Linked DNA regions of Mus musculus: region 2 is linked to region 1. Evidence: chromatin loops called from intact Hi-C (ENCODE). Cell type or tissue: gastrocnemius. All regions are shown on one strand.

Evidence for each region. Hi-C counts contacts between places; a loop is a spot of excess contacts. Peaks named below come from ENCODE experiments on the same cell type or tissue, not always from the same donor. Only the 100,000 strongest peaks of a DNase experiment are listed, where the experiment ranks them.
Region 2: a loop joins it to region 1, with 13 times the contacts of the local background. A loop is called at or near these places in 6 of 42 quality-filtered maps.

What each region holds. Positions count from the first base shown.
Region 1 is chr14:20,562,518-20,567,517 of GRCm38, forward strand. It overlaps Usp54 (ubiquitin specific peptidase 54), which reads right to left. Exons shown (of 21, transcript NM_030180.2): 16 at 3,426-3,545; 17 at 2,351-2,546. It overlaps 1810062O18Rik (RIKEN cDNA 1810062O18 gene), which reads left to right. Exons shown (of 6, transcript NR_033571.1): 3 at 2,264-2,322; 4 at 2,494-2,530. Among named protein-coding and RNA genes, the nearest start is that of Ppp3cb, 18 kb to the left of the region's middle. In gastrocnemius, a CTCF peak has its summit at 2,383 (motif pointing left); a DNase peak (open chromatin) is centred at 2,379.
Region 2 is chr14:20,396,926-20,401,925 of GRCm38, forward strand. It overlaps Cfap70 (cilia and flagella associated protein 70), which reads right to left. Exons shown (of 29, transcript NM_029698.1): 24 at 4,165-4,317; 25 at 3,432-3,593; 26 at 258-347. Among named protein-coding and RNA genes, the nearest start is that of Mrps16, 5.8 kb to the left of the region's middle. In gastrocnemius, CTCF peaks have their summits at 2,109 (motif pointing left) and 3,334; DNase peaks (open chromatin) are centred at 2,106 and 3,351; H3K4me3 peaks cover 170 bases; H3K27ac peaks cover 2,520 bases.

The DNA.
Region 1 (5,000 bases):
TAAAAAGATAACAATTGCCAGGTAGTGGTGGCACACTCATTTACTCAGGAGACAGAGGCAGGTGGATCTCTGAGTTCAAGGCCAGCCTGGTCTACAGAGTGAGTTCTAGGATAGCCAGTGCTACAGAGAAACCCTGTCTCAAAGAACAAACAAAAGATAAAAATTGCTTCTTCCACAGAAGGCAAAGTCTAAAAGCCACTCACACTATACAACAAAAGTCCTGGATGCTGTACAAAGAGAGAAGTGCTACCCTAGGGTCCGATGGGGTAGCTCAGTCAACAAAATGAAGAAGACTACAGAACACAAGGTGATTTGGACTCCTGGGTAAACAGACATCAACTATCACTGCATGCTTCACTCAAATGTCTCATCACAGTGGCAGAACAGGGTTCTCTTAACAGTGAGGAGGGGGAATATAATTCTCATAATTCTCACTGTTTTATATTTATGACAAAAAAAAAAATATATCCTGAGAGGAAACTTCAACCTTTTCAATTCCTTTTCAGATAAGAATAAGAAACAGCCGGTTGTGGTGGCACACGCCTTTAATCCCAGCACTATGGAGGCAGAGGCAGGCAGATTTCTAAGTTCCAGGCCAGCCTGGTCTAAAGAGTGAGTTCCAGGACAACCAGGGCTACACAGAGAAACCTTGTCTCGAAAAACCAAAAAAAAAAAAAAAAGAACTAAGAAACTGAAAATCCATAATTGGAGTGCTTCGAAACACAACCTGTTTTAGGCATGGGCACAATAATGGAATAAGTTTGAACCCTGAAGCATCTCAGGCTTCAGATTTTAGGGCTAAGGGTATTCAACCCGTCTATATGAGTGTTCCAAAATCTGAAAGAAGAAAAAAAAATTAAATCTGAGCTGGGTACGGCAGTGCAAACCTCTAATCCTGGCATTTAGGAACCAAGGGCAGGAAGACTGTAGTGAGTTCTGAGGCCTATACAGTCTACCTACCAAGTCCCAGGCCAGCTAAGCAACCATATCTCAAAAAATAAAGAGAAAAAGACAGAGGGGAAGAAGTGGAAGGAAGGAAGGGAAGGGGGGAGAGACAGAAAGACAGAGACAGAGAGAAGCAAAGACAGAGAGACAAAGAAAGGCAGAGACTGATGGATAAAAGATAGACAGGGACAGATAGATAGAGACTTACTTTTAGTCTCAAGACATTTTAGATAATATGAATCTGTATACCCCAAATGTTTGTAGCTTTAGTCATCCAGTCACTCTTGTAACATGATTGTGGTAATTTAATCAAAACTTGGCCTAGTGATGTAGTTCAATTGGTAGAGTGCTGGCCCAACATGCAGGATGCCTTGGGTTCAATCCACGGAACTGAATAAACCTGAGTAGTGTTTAACAGGCCTGTAATACTAGCACTCCAGAGGCAAAAAGAAATATCAGGAGTTCAAGGCATTGCAGAGCCTAGTTAGTCTAGAAAAGGGGGGGGGGGGGAAGGGATGCAACATTGACAGTAAAACGGATTTGTATCTGAATTCTATACTTCTACCACTTATTAGCTAACTAACTATCCTCTCTACAAGCTTCCTTATTTAGAACGTATGCTCGATAGCAGCTACTATCTCATCAGGTAATAAATAAAACAGAAAATGCTTGCCTCTGACCTGAACCCAGGCAAATGTTCAAAAATTTTAACAAGCATAATGAAGCTAATAGTTAAAAGACCAACAAACGAGGCAGAGAACGTGTAGCTTACTAGTAGAACGCTTGCCTAGTAGTATAGTATATACAAGTTCCTGGATTTTATTCCCAGGAAAACACACACACACACACACACACACACACACGCAGAGAGAAAAAGTTATCTACTTTTATTATAGTTATATTTATACCCCTAAAATGTGGGAACTATCCCAGTACCTCTTGGGACTTTCTCCTTGTCCTGACCTTAGAGAAGCAAACAAAGAAAATCTTTGTGTCTCTTCCCTACGGTTTAATCAAAGTAAGAAAAACTGGTTATTTTCTCTGTGAGGATGGTAAATATTGAAATCCCAAATTAAACAGTTACTACAACAACATGAAGGGTACAATCAGATTCCATGTTTAAGAACATAATAAATACAACTATAATAATCATATTGCTACACAAATCCAGGAAATTTGGATAGCTTGTTATTTTGTACTTATTTGCATCTTTCTAGGAATTATTAATGAAAGGACCATCTGTGAAATGAGCTTTTGTGTGTCTGACCTTAGAGAAGAGAACCTTAGTCATATAAGGTTTTTCTCTTTTCCCTGGTAGTGAAGAAGAGAAGAGTTCGTGCTATGGCGTACCCATGGACACTGCCTCCCCTGCTATCCGTAAGCTAATGTGGTTCTCAAGCACTACCTTGTCGGCTGAGGGAGGGCGCCCCCCTGTGATGGGAGAGAGGCTGAGGGCTGCACCGGCTGCTGCGATGATGCTTGTTGCTGCATGCGATCCTGAAGGCTTCGTGCTTTTCGAATACTGATTTGCAACTTCTTATCGACTAGGGCTCTGCTGTGCGTGCTAGAGCTGGCATCATGCAGGGTAAGTCTTAGTTTAGCTAAAATGCAAAAGAAAATATAGCAGAAACAACACAAAATACAAACAAAAATAAAAGAACAAAAACTAAACTAAAACTAAGCAAAGATAGGCGGTAAAACAAAATATGTAGCAGCAGGAATGCAAGGCATGGACTGTGCATGCGCTGTCAAGAGCGCAGAACCAGCTCTGGCTCAGGAAACATTCATGAAAGCCAGGAGACCAAACACATTAATTAAAACTTAAACAAACAAAACACTAAAGAAAATCAAACAAAACTTAAAGAGCAGGAAGATAAACTAGCACGTGAGGTTGCCACTCTCGTCTTCTCACTGACCTGTTTGACTCCGGTCTCCACACTCTGCTCCCAGTTCCCCCTTTCTGATGGCCAATGACAAAAAAATAAGGTCCAAACCTGCACCCGTCTTTACAGAGCACAGCTTCATGGAGTCATATTTAAGAGTCAGGTACCAATTCTTAGCCTGAACCCCTTGCTGTTACAGTATGGTACTGCATACCAGAAAGGCAGGAGAAGAACAAAAAGAATAGAGTATTACAATGAAAAGTTACTACCTAGGGAGTCAGAGCCAGTTTCTTCAGTTGGCCTACTCATTAGTCAGGGACTAGAGAAAGAGTAGGCTAACCTCATATCTGAAGTCTAACTATTTGGGTTAGAATTCATCTGTGGTTTCCTGTTGAGGTTGTTCCAGTAAATGTCCACAGACCACAGTGGCACCACAAGGTACATTTTGAAATCTGAAGGGGAAAGATAGCTAATTGGCCTCCCCGGGAACACAAGAGACATTAAAAACTGTCCCTATGGCCATCTGCATGACAACACTAGTTCCTATTGTGGAGTTAGTCGGGAAACGCCATAGCCAGTAGCAGTTGAGTTACTTACAGATAGCTTCGTTACACAGAGCCAGAGCTGCAGCACAGTCTCCCTTTTGTTCCAGATGCAGCGACTCTTCAAATATTGAATTTGCCTCTTGCAAGGACCTTTCAAAGCCGTCACTCCTCCCTGAAAGGGCCAGCACTTTCATTTTTATTATAGTTAATTCCAACTTCTCCTCTGTACTGCTTCTTCTCTTTGGGACACAGATCCTTGTTGTTAAGCCTCTGGTCTACTTTTTATCTACCTGCCCATTGCTATTAAGAAGGCTTTAGAACAACTAAGGAATCCATTTTTGCCTTAACTGAAATCTAACCAAGGCCAGGAAAAGGTGGGGGTGGGAATACCATGACTGCCATACTACTATCCCAGCTCTAATACCTCCTTTCAAGGAAAGAACAAAGTGTTGTCCATAGTAGCAACAGAACTCTCGTGCCTAGAACTGAACTGCCACCACAAAATACCAGGACATACCTTGTCAAATGTCAGCTACCCCAGACTTACTGCTTACATGCTGTAAGCATGGCTTACGATTCTGTGGAACATCACCCTTGCCACTTCTAATATAGCTTCAATTCCCTCTTCACCACGCTGCTGTCAGTACACTTCTTGGGCTTGAGGTGGTCTACAGTTTCTACTTCAATAAATCTACCATAGCATTGAACTTCATTTGTTGTTACATGGACTGGCCTTTCTTTAGCAATGAAAAGTTTTTACCTTGATCATGCCTCACTCACCAAAAGTATCCATCTCTAAAAGGATGATGATCCACTTCTCATATAACAACATAGAGTATTCCCCCCAACTCCCAAAGTGCACATGGGTCAAAGGAGATACAAAAGAGGAGTCCAGGAACAGTGACAGATGAATGGACTAAGATGTACAGTAAAGACACTTTGTGAAGGACCATCAGAGAGCCTCACCTTCTAGTCATCTCTAACATAAGCTGGTAGGAAGTTATAAAGTTACTTCACTTACAAATGGAATTGACATTGAGCTTTCACATGGTCACAGGGGCTGCAAGATTGAAATGTCAAGCCAGGTATGACGGCACATGCCTGTTATCCCCATTACTCTGGAGGTGGAAGGAGGAGGATCCCTGAGCTATACAGCAAGGTAGAAGCCAGATACTTCATGGCTACATAATGAGATTGTATCTCAAAATCTCAAAACAACAGAAAAGAAATAAAATGACTGGGATAAAAAGTCTAAGGTTTGGGGGTTTTTTGTTTGTTTGTTTTTGTTTTTGGATTTTAGAGACAGGGTTTCTCTGTGTAGCCCTGGCTGTCCTGGAACTCACTCTGTAGACCAGTCTGGCCTCGAACTCAGAAATCCGCCTGCCTCTGCCTCCCAGGTGCTGGGATTAAAGGCGTGCGCCACCACTGCCTGAGTTATTTTTCTTCATCACAACACCCTTGCTTTATCCTCATTCACCTACAGACGTCAATGGTAAGAAAGGCTCTGTCAGAACCATAACAAATTCAATTTCTACAGCAGTTAGCTTTTAGAAAGCAAAGACAGTGGAAAGTAGGTTGGTTCTGAAAACCTTGGTAGTCAATTTCTATCCCATCTCTACATCTCTGA
Region 2 (5,000 bases), 170 kb before region 1:
GACGCTACAGCTGCTTGTGTGGGCCTGGGAGCTACCCTCTGTCTCTCTACATCTCAGATTCCTCAGGCCAGGTTTTCATGGTTTTTTGTTTTGTTTTGTTTTGTTTTGTTTTTTTAAGATATTTTTAGTTTCCTAGTCCAGGTTTCTGTTCATGAACAATTTTGAAGTACAGTTTTTTCATTAGACCACTGCCATCCCACCATCCCCATAAGCCCCCACAATCCACTTGGAGGACCCCCGGGCCTCTGCTCTCTTACCCGGTAACAGGCAATCCCTAGTCCTAGCCAAGTGAGGCACGAAGGTGATCTCTTACAGGCATGCATGTACGTTCTCTTTGCGTTTTCATACTGGCAAAAGAAAGGAGCGATAAGCTTAAATACCATGTTGTTAGGGTAACTGTGAGCTTCTTGGCAGTTTTGCTTCAGAATAGTCTGGAACACAGTGAGTCCTTGGATGATATTTCCATGAATACTTCAAAGGAGCCGTTGCAAGAGGGTGGGGAGGGGTGAGGAAGCCAAATGATAGGTCGCGTTTCACCTGGGAACAGATCCAAGGATTCAGGAGGGACTCACACAGGACATTTTTGGGCAAGCACAGTGGTTATTTGAATTCTGTCTAGACTGTGCGGAGTAGATCTTTTCACTTAGAAGTGGCACCATGTGGTGGGGATGGCAGACACCGAGTCTTTGGTCCCTCTGAGAACCTGTTTCCCTAGCAGACGTCTTAATGGTACCACAGAAGATATTTGGAGAAATTCAAAAGTCACTTTCATCCAGATGCAATGCCTACATCTCTAGCTGCCCAGCTTCTAAGAGTTGAGGCGAGAGGATTTTGAGTCCAGAAGTTCAAAGACAGTCTTATAATAAGTTACCGTTTCTTTCCTTTTAGTGTGGGTGAGGATAAGACAACATCTCATAGCCCAGACTGACCACAGAATTGCTGTGTGGCCCAGGATGACCTTAGCCAGCTGATTCTCCAAGCTCTGTCTCCTGGAAGCAGGAACTACAGGATGTGCTGCCACACCCAGTTTTATGTGGTGCTGGGGACTGAGCCCAGGGCCGCTTTCACGAGAGACATCCCTTCAACCAACTGCACTGTGTCTCTAGCCCGGCTTGTCTAAGACAAGAGCCTAGTATTTTCCCCAGGTTGGCTTATAAGTTCTGAGCTCAAGCCATCTTGTGACCTAAGCCCCTTGAGGGCTGGGATCATGCACTGCCACCCTCAGCAAGACCCTGTCTCTTTCCAAAACAAAACTTCCAAAACAAGTAAGACTTGGAGGCTCTTTCTCCTCTTGTACCTACAGCTGACCTTGAGCATTCAGCCTAGAAACTGGTTGCCTAGTAACCACAGGTCAGTAGTGCCTTGAAGATGGCAGCTTGTACTGACGCTAGAAAGAAAATCCTTTACTTCACTGCAGTCGGGCTCTGATTTCTGTCAGACCTGGATTAGCCTTCCCATGCACATGGTCGTACATTGTGACTCCATGTTCCTGTTGGATAAGGTTCTAAATACAAAACTGGCACTTATGGGTGAAGAAGGGAAAGGAGACAGAGACAAAGTCAGGGAGTCAAAATGCCTGTGGCAGAACAGTGGCAACTCTTAGGTGAGTCCAAGTGACTTGTTCTTCTATTGCGTACTCTCATGGCTTTGCTGTTGGTATAGTGTCATGACCATGTGGCCCTTTTTAGGATGGCTGTGACACAGGAAGAGTCAAGGAAACACGAGAAGGAAAGCAACGTCCCTGTCTGGGAATCTGCCTGGAAGTCAAAAACTTCAACTCAGCTGCTGAAATTGGAACCACCCCTGGAGATAGCGCTTGTCTCCTTAGAGACAAGCAAGGGTAGTGGTGTTTGCTTAGGACCAGAAGGGGCTGGCATTTGCTTAGGACGCGGAGGGGCTGCAGTTTAACTGCATAGCCACTCCTGTCTTACCCCCAACCCCAAAAGATGTTCCTCATGAAACCTTGGCAATTTCATTTAATAGAGGAAATCCTTAAAAAAAAAAATGTGCCTTATTTTTAATCACATGTATGTGTATCTGCTTTCGTGTGCCAGCAAGGCCTGTGCAGGCTGGAGATGTCAGATCCCTGCAACGGGAGTTCTGGGCAGTTTGGAGCCACCTGGTGGGGGTGCCAGAAATACACTCTTTGGCTGCTGCTGCAACTTTGGTTTTTCGTTCATTTGTTGAGACCTGGTTTCTCTCTAGAGTCCTGCCTATTCCGGAGCTTGTTCTGTAGATCAGGTTGGCCTTGAACTCACAAAGATTCTCCTGCCTCTGTGTCCCAAGTGGTGGGACCACTGCTCAGCTAAAGATTTCTTTTACAAAGATTTATTTACACGTATGGGTATATGCCATGTATGTGCTGGTTCCTGGAGGCACCTCCAGACGGACTCAGATCCCCTGAAGTCGGAGTTGCAGATGGTTGTGAGCTGCCTGGTGTAGGTGCTGGGATCAGAGTGCCCTGGTAGATGTTTGTGAGCTATTATAGAAGTACTGGGATCCAACCCGGGTTCCTTTGCAAGAGGTTACCCATGGATGCGTATATAGCACGTGTTAACCACTCAGCCACTGAGCCACCTCTCCAGCCCCACAACTCACAATGTTCACTTAAATTTTGAATTCATGATCTTCAAAAACTTGCTGTACTGGCTAGTTTTGTGTCAACTTGACACAGCTGGAGTTATCCCAGAGAAAGGAGTTTCAGTTGGGGAAAATGCCTCCATGAGAGATCCAGCTGTGGGGCATTTTCTCAATTAGTGATCAAGGGGGAAAGGCCCCTTGTGGGTGGGATCATCTCTGGGCTGGCAGTCTTGGATTCTATAACAGAGCAGGCTGAGCAAGCCAGGGGAAGCAAGCCAGTAAAGAACATCCCTCCATGGCCTCTGCATCAGCTCCTGCTTTCTGACCTGCTTGAGTTCCAGACCTGACTTCCTTGCTGATGAACAGCAGTATGGAAGTGTAAGCTGAATAAACCCTTTCCTCCCCAACTTGCTTCTTGGTCATGATGTTTGTGCAGGAATAGAAACCCTGACTAAGACACTTGCTTAATCATTAAAACTTTTTAATGAGAGCCCAGACTCATACATGTGGATGTTGTGAGGACATCTAGAATGCACTCTGGAGAAGGCCATCCGCATTTGGGATGTCTCCTCCCCAAATCACATTTAACTAAAGGGTATGCTATTCTGTGTTTCTATCTAATAAACTCCAGAACTCTGCTTCATCCTGACTTGTCCTGAATTCTTTTCTGCAGTACAGCCATGGATGTGGTTGTACCTAAGGTGTAAGTCTGATAAGTGGCTCTGAGGTGTGGCAGGACCCAGGCTGGAAGCTCCTGAGGTTACTGTAGGTGGCAGTGTTGAGCTACTTCCCTCTGTAGCCTCTGCCAGGTCCTGGACCATGGATCAGAACCTTCTCTTTCTTTCCCTTACCTCTTTCTCTTCCAAGTAGATGTGTCCCAGGCGTAGGAAGATGAAGTGCATCTCAGAAGCATCAACTACAAAACTAATAGTTCTCTCATAGCATTCTTTGGCCTCAGCATGGTTTCCACTCAGGAAGTAGAGATGGCCCTTCACACCCCAGACATTAGGGTTCTGAGGAAACAAAGAACACGCAGGGTGATGTGGCAGTTAAGTCCCTAATGAATTTTGTTAAACATTTAATACATTTCCTCCCCTTTTTCCCCCTAAGAGCACGCATACGGAGAGAGCCGTTCTAGTCACATGGGTGGGCATGCTCTCATTCTTGTATTCCTCAGAAGCCATTTTGTCTTTGGGGTGAATGTTGAGATAAACACTCAGCGATCATCCGTATGATGCTATTAGAAGCAAAGAAAAGTCTAGAAACTTGAAATAACGAGCAACTCCTGATAAATGACTGCCTATCCCTTACCTTTTATAGAACTCATGATTACTAACAAAAGCCAAATGCACACATAAATATTACCCACACAGGCTAGCAGTCTCTGAGATGTGGCACCACTGATCTATTGACTATTTCCAGACAGAGGATCATGAAGCTGCCCATGCTACCTTCCAGCTCTTGGGCTCGCTCGCCTAGGCAGCTGAGACATGCTATTGTGTTCCGCTTTCATCTCTGCTTTAGCAAAGACCGTTCACCCCTTCTTGTTCCCATTCAAGAGGCTTTCTCTAGGAAAATCAGTACCAGGTAGTCCATCTGTGCTGCTTGCTGCAGGTACTCCTCTGTCTTGGCAAAGTCCTTCTTGAGAAGATGTGTCTGGGCCAGAACCAGATAATACTCACAACTGGGTCCTCCTTGGGGGCACAGCAGCTCATGTGCCAGCACTCTGTGCACAAACTGCAAGGAAACCCAGGGATAAAGAACATAAGAATGACTGCACTGTGCTAGCTGAATAGCTTTTAGGGTGGAGAGAGTGTGGCTCTGATGGCCACAGTGAGGGACGTCTTATAGGGGAGAATGAACATCTGCAGGGGTACAGGGACAAGGGAAGCCACAAGCTACGCAGTCAGCAAACACCAACACTTCCAATGCAGCACTGCATGGTGCAGGCCTTGTGACCATGAGCTTGAGATTCAGACTGCTCTTATGAGGTTGTTCAGGCAAAGGCACTTCGTCAACCCCCCTGCTTACACTTGACGGAACATTTCCAAACAGTTGACATTTTAAGGAAACTCATAATGAAACAATCCCTGCCTCTCTAATGAGCTAAGACTTGGGATTTCACAAACAGACATTGCTGCTTTTGCCATAGCACTACACATTTATGTTAGTTAGTACCAGTGCATCGGAGGCTCTTTATCCCCACCCCCTTAAAAGACCTGCAAATCTGGTGCAGTTGCACGTGCCTGTGACACCCCCCACCCTCAGCTTTTGCAGTACATTCTAGTCTTAGTCTGCGATACGGAACCCTTATGCACACCTTCCCAGGAAACTACCCTAGCAAGACTGTTCTCTCTACCTGCCTCATGGCACTGACCCAGGGAGGTGCATGTATTCACTGTTGGGAAGAGTTCATGTCT